2 separate regions of the Homo sapiens genome follow, and region 1 is linked to region 2. Evidence: chromatin contacts called from ENCODE Hi-C or POLR2A ChIA-PET data. All regions are on one chromosome and are shown on one strand. Each heading gives the region's core, a stretch centred on a gene start or an enhancer-like site at or near the end of the contact. The rest is flanking DNA. Distances are from core to core; before and after follow the strand shown.

Region 1 (4,336 bases), core at 322-2,821, 45 kb after region 2:
AGAAATAGTAGGATTGGACATTAATAATCAAAGCCACTCTAATATATTGCCAGTACTATGCTTAAAACAATCATAATATTTTGCTTTCATAAAATATTATTACGTTAATTTACACAATGACTTACTCTACTGGTAATCCTAAAAATTCATCTCTATCACTTTAAGCTTGTTAGCATGTTCTATAGATTCATCGTGTTGTCCATCGTTGTTTTGGGAAAAGTGTTTTTTCTATTCTTCAGTGTTCACAAAAGGTAACAAGGAGGAAGACCTGGAGACCATCAGGCCATTCCTGTGGGAGCAGCCGCAGTCCCAGTGCCTCAACGGCAGATATGACTGATCATTGTCAGGAGAGGGACAGGTTTTTCATTAAAGTGATAAGTATCTACAAAACAGAATTTTGTGGACAAAATGAAAGGTTTTATTTGGAGCGTGCTCTGTTCTCCAGGCGCACATTCACAAATCATGGAGTCAGGAGTGCCCTTCCCATTCCCAGGTGAAACAGCAAAGCACCTTCAGCCTCTCATCAGGGCTGCTTGTCCAAATACTCCAGTTTGGGTGCTCCTGGCTCCTTTCCTGGGTCCCTCAGGCTCTCCAGGCGTGAGGACACACCCTCACAAACATGAGAACCCCTCTTGGAGGAAGGGGAGTTAGAGTAATTGCTGGAGGTGAGACTACCTTTGTTCCAAGATGCATTCCCGTCTGGGAGTAATTTATGAGATGTAGATTTAAAAGCCACTGACAAATGAACTATAGGCTAAATGCCCTTGCAGGGTATATGATGCTGCTGCTTACTAAATGTGTGTGCACATCCATCCGTCCATCCATCCATCCATCCAACTACAGTGTGCTTTTAACAATAGGTCCTCACTAGGTAAAGATTCACAGAACAATTAGGTAAGGAGTGAGTGAGTCAGTGACCTCCTTTTCCCAGTTCTTCAGGTGCGGTAGGAAGGAATATGCACCCACGGTTCTGGCTGCTCACAGTTCCCTGTCACAGATGCTGCTTGTGATCACTGGTAATGGAATTCCCAGGATGAACTCTTAAACGGCATGTTTAGCAGGCAGCTTAGCTGCAAAACAAAAATAACAGCAGCCAGGCGGAAGCTCCTTGGGGCTCTCAGTCACACTCTGTTCTCAGCCAAAGTTTTGCTGGCCTTTCTCCTCATCCACCCTTCCTCTAATCTCCCAAATGAGAATGAGTGGGTTTTTCTTTACGGCATTTGTCATTATCTGGGATTATATCACACAGATTTTGGTTTTAAACTGTTTTGAGGTAACTGTAGATTCACATGCAGCTGGAAGAAAGAATACAGAGATCCCATGCACCCGTCTCAGTGTCCGCCAATGACAACATTTTGCAGAACCATAGCACATACAGGCAGAACGACATTGATTCCTCCCACCGATGTCCAGATTTCCTACTTCTCTTGTGTTCATATATGTGCATGCGATTTTAGCACCAGTGTAGGTTTCTGTGTCTATGACCACAGTCAACATGCAGATAACTATCACCGAAGGAGCAAGAGTTCCTCTGTGTCCTTTTATAGCCCCGCCCACATCCTGCCCTTTCATCACCAAGTCCACCCTCTTCCCTTTCATAGCCACGCCCAGCCTTTTCCTGTTCATCACCACGCCCACTCCCTGCCCTTTCACAGCCACGCCCAGCCTCTTCCTGTTCATCACCAAGTTCACTCCTTTCCCTTTCATAGCCACACTCACCCTTTTCCTGTTCAGAGCCACGCCCATCCTTTTCCTTTCATAACCATGACCACCCCATTGTCTTTCATTGCCACGTCCATCCCCCTTCCAATTAATAGCCACGCCCACTTCTGCCCTGCACATAGCCACCCCCACCATCTTTTTTCATAACCAAGCCCAGCCTCTTTCCTTTCAGAGCCACACCCATATTCCTTCCCTTTCAGAGCCAACTCTCCTACCCTGAACTCCTGGCAACCACTCATCAGTGTTTCCTGTCGTTTTGTTATTTCAAGAACGTTCTATAAATGAAGTCATACACTGTGCAAACCTTGCAGATTGGCTTTTCTTATTCAGCATAATTCTCTGGAGCTTCCATCTGGGTTGTATCAATAGTTTATTCTTTCTAATGGCTGAGTAGTATTCCATGGCATGGCTGTACACAGTTTAACTCTTCATGCTCTGGAGGCCATCTGGGCTATTTCCAGTTTTTGGCTACCATGAATAAAGCTTCTGTAAAGATGTGTGTGCAGGTTTTACTGTGAATGTACATTTCCATCTCTCTGGGATTAATGCCTGAGAGTGGGATAGCTGGGTCATACAGCAATTACATGGCTAGCTTTAAAAGAAAACGCCAAACTGGTGTGAGTGGCTATACCATTTCACTTTGCCTCGATCAATGTACCAGTGATTCAGTTTCTCATTGTCTTAGTCAAAATTTGGTGTTTTCTTTGTGTTTTATGTCACTCATTCTAGGTATGTAGTGACAGCTCATCATGGTTTTAACTGGCATTTGCCTAATAGTTGATGGAATTAAATATCTTTTCATGTACATTTAAATTTCATCTTTAGTGAACTATCTGCCCATGTCTTTTGCCCATTTTCTTACTACATTGTTTTAAATCGTTGAATTTGAGATTTCATTGTATATTCTAGATACTAGTTCTTTGATGAATATTTGATTTCTAAGTATTTTTGCTACCTTGTTGCTTGTCTTTTCGTTGTCTTAACAGAGTGTTTTGTAGAGCAAAAGTTTTAATTTTAGTGACATCCAATTCATCAATTTTCCCTTGTGGATTATGTGTGTGTATATACCTGTTTATGCATTCATGTTCTGTCTTTCCCCACGGAAAAGCTACATTCCATTATGGTAGACACTTTGCTATCTAACTTATTTGTAAATCACAAGAGTCTAGAATTGTGCCTGGCACACACTAATGATCAACAAATTTATGCTGAATGAATAAATAAATGAATAAACACTAATTTATTAGGTAAAAACATTTTAAGTAAGTCTTTTTTCTAACACTGGGGAATGATAACAGTAGTAAAAGTGGCATATTAACATTCTGCAAAATGATTTTAAATCCATTATTCTCTTGGGTTTTCATCATCCCCTGTGGGGAGGACAGTTCAGGTATGATTCTCTTACTTCAGAGATGAGCCCAGGGATGTGAGGCTCCTTCTCAGTGACATCTGTGTCTTGTTTCCACTCTAGTATGTTTCTGCCCAGGATTCCCTCAATATTTAGAAGCGATTGAGGATGATTAAAGAAAGTGTTCATTCATATGGGGGCAACAAAACTATAGATCTTACTACCTTCAAGTGGAATATGAATTGAAACCATACCTAAGTGTGACTGCAGTTTATATAAACTCAAGGACAATTGGGTCATGTCTGCTGTTTGAGAGAAGGAAGAATTCACTCAGTCTTATAGACACAGTGGTCTTGTTATTCCTCAAAAGGTCTGCGTGTCACCCACACTGGCGGGAACTGAATGGCCGTTCCCATTTCTCTGAACAAAGGGTGCCTGGCTGAGTGGGCCTGCAGTGGCCATAGCATCCCAGCTTCTTACTCTGGGTGAGGGCATCAACGGGGTCGCAACTGCTTTTCGCAGGATTGTTTTATTATTTCCAGTGACTTTCCATGAAAGCACATGCCATCTTGTCCCATGCAACACAAAACATGCAGGGCACCGCAGTAAGCACCCGACGGTCTCGTGGCACCATAGTAAGCACCCGGCGGCGGTCTCACAGCACCGCAGGAAGCACCCAATGGTCTCACTTTCCGTTTGTGTTGATGAGCAGAGCCCCCTGGAACCAGGTGCATTGCCCAGTGCTGGCGGCACTTCATCCCCACTGAGGGTGGACATGCATGCAGTGAGTTCTCCACACAGTCCCTGCCAAAGGCCTTGCACCAAAGCACAAACGGACGCAGGACTGCAGTTCGGCAGGGGGCACACAATGCATGGGTGACATTTCTATGAAAAATTTCTCTCTGAAAGTCCTTAATTATGTCTGCGTCGTAGGCTCTTCACCTTTCAGAATCATCGCAGTTAAAAAAAGAAAGAATAAGGAAAGGCCTCAGTACAGAGAAAAATTGTTCTATAGATAAATAATTATAAACGGATGACTGTCACTGAAAATGTGGTGGGTTTCCTAGAAAGAGTTTTGTAGGAAGCTTTGGAGGCTGCAACACATCTTGTGTTATGGTTTTCTCTTGACTCTGTCAGAGAATTTAGCATACCATGCTGTAACTGTAGATCTCCTAAGCGGCACCCCAACCCCACCACGAGCTCGTCAGGGCAGGGGACAGAGCCCATTAGATTCTAAACCCCAGAACTGGGCCCACTGCAGACATA
Region 2 (4,107 bases), core at 1,207-3,706:
TGGGGGAAAACATTTGGAAGAATGGGAAGCCAAATGTTTTCCCCCTAGACCTAGATGTCTGAAGCTGCAAGTCTGAAGGCTGACTGTATGTTGTTAAGTTCTGCTTGGCTATGAACAAGCTGTGAAATGCAGGGACAGTTAGGTGTTGTCTGGGTGTAGACAGGGCCTGCTGCCAGTGACAGCAGTGTGCTAGGAAGAAAGGCACATGGGAGGTGCCACTCTGCTGCTGTCTGTCCATCATAGCCACAGATTCATTATATTGGATCAAGTCTCGGTATCTTCTGGATACACTCCCCATGGCTGCTACTACCCAGTGATCGATCCGACGCCCTTCTAGGGATGTTCTGTCATTTAAAGACCAGGGATTACATCCATGATCTTCTATGCAATGGCTTTGTGAACTTTAAGATTCAGAAGCCACACCCACAGCTAACATCATACAGAACAAAGTAGGAGGGCAAACACTTCCCGACTTCAAAACTCACTACAAAGCAACAGCAATCAAGACAGAGTGGTGCCACATATGGACAGACATGATGCAGCTCAGCGGAACAGAACCCATACCAAGAAGTAACTCACGCGTCTACTGTCAACAGACTCTTCACAGGGGTGCCGGGGCTAGTCAAAGGGGAGAGAATCATCTTTTTAACCAACCGGATATCCCCATGCAAACAGGGGTACTCATTTCTGAGTACTTCAGCCCAGTGAGATGGAGTTGGTGGCAGCCTGCCTCCAGCATGTCCCTATCTCACACTGTGTACAATAATAAACTCAAAATGGATCCAAGACCCAAACTTGGATCCATATAAGAACTAAAAGTAGGCTGGGCATGGTGGCTCATGCCTGTCATCCCAGCACTTTGGGATGCCAAGGCGGGTGGATCACTTGAGGTCAGGAGTTTGAGACCAGCCTGGCCAACACGGCAAAACCCTGTCTCTAGTAAAAATACAAAAAAATTAGCCAGGCATGGTGGCATGTGCCTGTAATCCGAACTACCATGTTAGGCTGAGGCAGGAGAATCACTTGAACCCGGGAGGCAGTGAGTTGCAGTGAGTTGCAGTGAGCCGAGATTGCGCCACTGCACTCCAGCCTGGGTGACAGAGCAAGACTCCATCTCAGAAAAAGAAAAAAAAAGAAAAAAAAGAAAAAAAAAAACTGTAACTATACAACTCTCAGATTTGGCAACATATTCTTAAATATGACAACAAAAGCATGAGCAATTAAAAAGTAGATAAATTGAACGCTATCAAAATTTTAAAAAACAGACTTTTGTGTTGCAAATACACCACCACAAAAGTGAAAAAAACAATCTACAGAAGGGGAGAAGGTATTTAAAAATCATATATTGATAAGGGATTTCTATCCAGAATATATAAATAATTATTATAAATCAATAATAGAATGACAACCCAGTTAACAACTGGCAAAGGATCTGAACAGATATTTCTCCAAAGAAAATCTGCAAAAAACCCTAAACACACAAAAAGACTGTCAATATCATTAGTCATCAGAGATGTATAAATCAAAACTACAGTGAGACCATGCTATACCCACTGGGATGTCCAGAAGCAAACATGAGATGCTGACAAGTGCTGGTCACTTGTCACTTGCTGTATGCAGACAGCCCTCATTGCACTTGAGGATGGCCCCAGGTGCTAGACCACCAAGGGAATCAGAACATGCCTACGTTGCTGGTGAGAATGTCAATGGTGCAGTCACTTTAGAAAACAGTGAGGCAGCTCCTGAACGGATTCACCAGAGTCGAGTCACTATGTGACCCAGAAATTCCATTCCTAAAGAAGCATTAAGAACATGTTCACACATTCATATAAAGACTGTATATGTTTACTGTAACTTTATTTGTGACAGCCAAAATGGAATCTCCTTAAATTTCCATCTACTGATGAATGGACAAAGAGAATGGGGCTGATTTATATAATAAAGTTCACTAATGTGGGATATATATGAATTCATAGATAATGAAATATATATCTGCCATAAAAAGTTATGAAGCACTGATAGATGCTACGACATAAATGAAGGTTTAACACATTATGCTAAGTGAGAGAAGTCAGTCTCACACGGCCACGTCTAATGATTCCATTTACATAACAAGTGCAGAATGGAGAAAGTTGCAGAGGCAGAAGGTAGATTAGTGGCCACTTGGGGCCAGAGTCGGGGAATGTGGGAGTGATGGGGTTTCTTTCTGAGGTGATGAAAATGTTCTAAAGTTGACTGGGTGATACTTGTTTGTATCTGTGACTATCATAGGCCCGCTTATTTGTGGTTTTCCTTTTCATGGTTTCAGATACCCAAGGTCAACAATGGTCCAAAAATATTCAACGGAAAATTCCAGAAATAAACCATGATGAATTTTCCATTGTGTGCTCGTGATGAAATCTCCCGCCCTCCAGTTCCATCTGGCTGGGACATGAATCATTCCTTTGTCCAGTGCGTCCGTCCACACCGCACACCCTACCCACCCGTCAGTCACTTGGAAGCCATCTCAGTCATGAGAGCCACCGCTGTGGTACCGCAGTGTTGTATGCAGGGTGCCTCATTGCACTTCAGGGTGGCCCCAGGTGATAGAGCACCGAGGCCGGCTTGTTGTTTATCATCGCTCCATGTCATTAGTTATTATTGTTAACCTCTTCCTGGGCCAGAGTTGTAAATTAAACTTTACCGCAAATATGTGTGTATGTGAAAAAACATAGTATATGGAGTTTTGGCACTATCCATGGTTTCAGGTGCCCACGGGGGGTCTTGGAATGTATCCCACAGATACAGGAGAACACGCGATTCTAGAACCCACTGAAGTGTACACTTCCAATGGGTGCATTTTATGGCATGTGAATTATATCTCAAAGTTGTTGATATATTCATGCGATGTCTCAAGGAACACTCAGGAAACACAAATGAAGCAACTGAAGCCTCCTGAGCTACTCACTCCTGCCTCAACTTCCCACGGGCCCAGCGGTCACTTCTTCCCTGGACTCAGGGGCCAGGCTTCCCTCGAATGACGCATGGGAACCCCCTTTGTGCCCTTCAGCTCCAGGCCAAGATCCTCACCCATCAGCAATGGTGTCTGTGGGGCCTCTGACACCTGCCCATCCAGCCACTGGGCTCTGCCTCTTCACAGCCTCACCTGGTGAGCCAGGACCTGAAGCCTAGAACCTGAAACATTAACCCAAACTCATTGCCCGTGTGGCCCACTGGAGCCTGGAACCGGAGGCTCATGGTCACCGTGAGGGCACAAGGGCTCAGATGCATGTTGCCATGCTCAGAATTCCGCTTCTGGCTATAACCTCGGCTGTTGATCAGGGAGTGTCTGCAGAGCCAGGCTTCAGATCATGTGCTGCTCTGCAGATCGGGGACATGCTGGAGGCATGCTGCCACCAACTCCATCTCGCTGGGCTGAAGTACTCAGAAATGAGGGGCAATTCTCACCAGAAAGGGGAGAGCCCTGCTGGCCCAGGTGGGCTCCAAGAAGGGGGACTGAATTCTGCTAACACAAAGCACCCATGTGGGTTCTGCAGTGCCATTCATGCATTCACATGCTGCTGCACGGAGGCCTGCGTCCGCACCCGGGCAGTTTGGTTTAAGGTCATAGGTGGAGTCCTTCCCACATAAACTTTTTAAGGCACAGGGATGGTGAAGAAGTGTTTGCTCCATGCATCACAGGATTTGATCTTGCTGGAACTCCATTCATATGACCAGAAATGTGGATGCCCATGCCTTTTCCTATGCAGCCAATTTGCCTAGTAAATAACAACTAACTGCTAAGGAAGAACCAGATCAAGAGTAGATTGCCTCCTTGCACCTTTTAAATGAAATAAAACTTTGAGAGCAAGTAAAGTGCATCTCATTATTATTTCATTTTTTTTCCTGCAGTGGGATATGCAGGAATCCTGTTTTTTTTTTTTTTCCTGAGCAGTCAGAGAGAGTTCCACTGCCTCTATCTAGTGGCAAATTGGGGATTTAATGCCTTAATAACCAGCCCTTGTCCTTGTGAACCGCCTTTTGTGGGCGGTCTCCAAGTTCCTTCCAAACAGTGACTTAATTAATGCCCACAGCAGCCCTGTGCTCCAGCAAACGTGATAATCCGCC

Evidence for each region. Hi-C counts contacts between places; a loop is a spot of excess contacts on that map. ChIA-PET counts read pairs that join two places held with the same protein, here RNA polymerase II (POLR2A). Pooled maps may share reads with other maps.
Region 1: a loop to region 2 is called in a map of heart right ventricle, with 10 times the contacts of the local background. The contact joins two enhancer-like sites. A Hi-C loop is called at or near these places in 8 of 168 maps with a recorded cell type or tissue (A673, Right ventricle myocardium inferior, cardiac septum and 2 more) and 7 of 50 pooled maps. POLR2A ChIA-PET finds 5 or more read pairs at or near these places in 2 of 52 experiments (H1 and SK-N-SH).

The regions. Positions count from the first base shown.
Region 1 is chr2:2,055,685-2,060,020 of GRCh38, forward strand. All of the region lies in intron 3 of MYT1L (myelin transcription factor 1 like), which reads right to left. Among named protein-coding and RNA genes, the nearest start is that of MYT1L-AS1, 260 kb to the right of the region's middle. Within about 2 kb of position 1,572, at least 5 of the 41 ENCODE cell types and tissues checked have a DNase peak (open chromatin) inside an H3K27ac peak, as active enhancers do.
Region 2 is chr2:2,010,286-2,014,392 of GRCh38, forward strand. All of the region lies in intron 4 of MYT1L (myelin transcription factor 1 like), which reads right to left. Among named protein-coding and RNA genes, the nearest start is that of PXDN, 270 kb to the left of the region's middle. Within about 2 kb of position 2,457, at least 2 of the 41 ENCODE cell types and tissues checked have a DNase peak (open chromatin) inside an H3K27ac peak, as active enhancers do.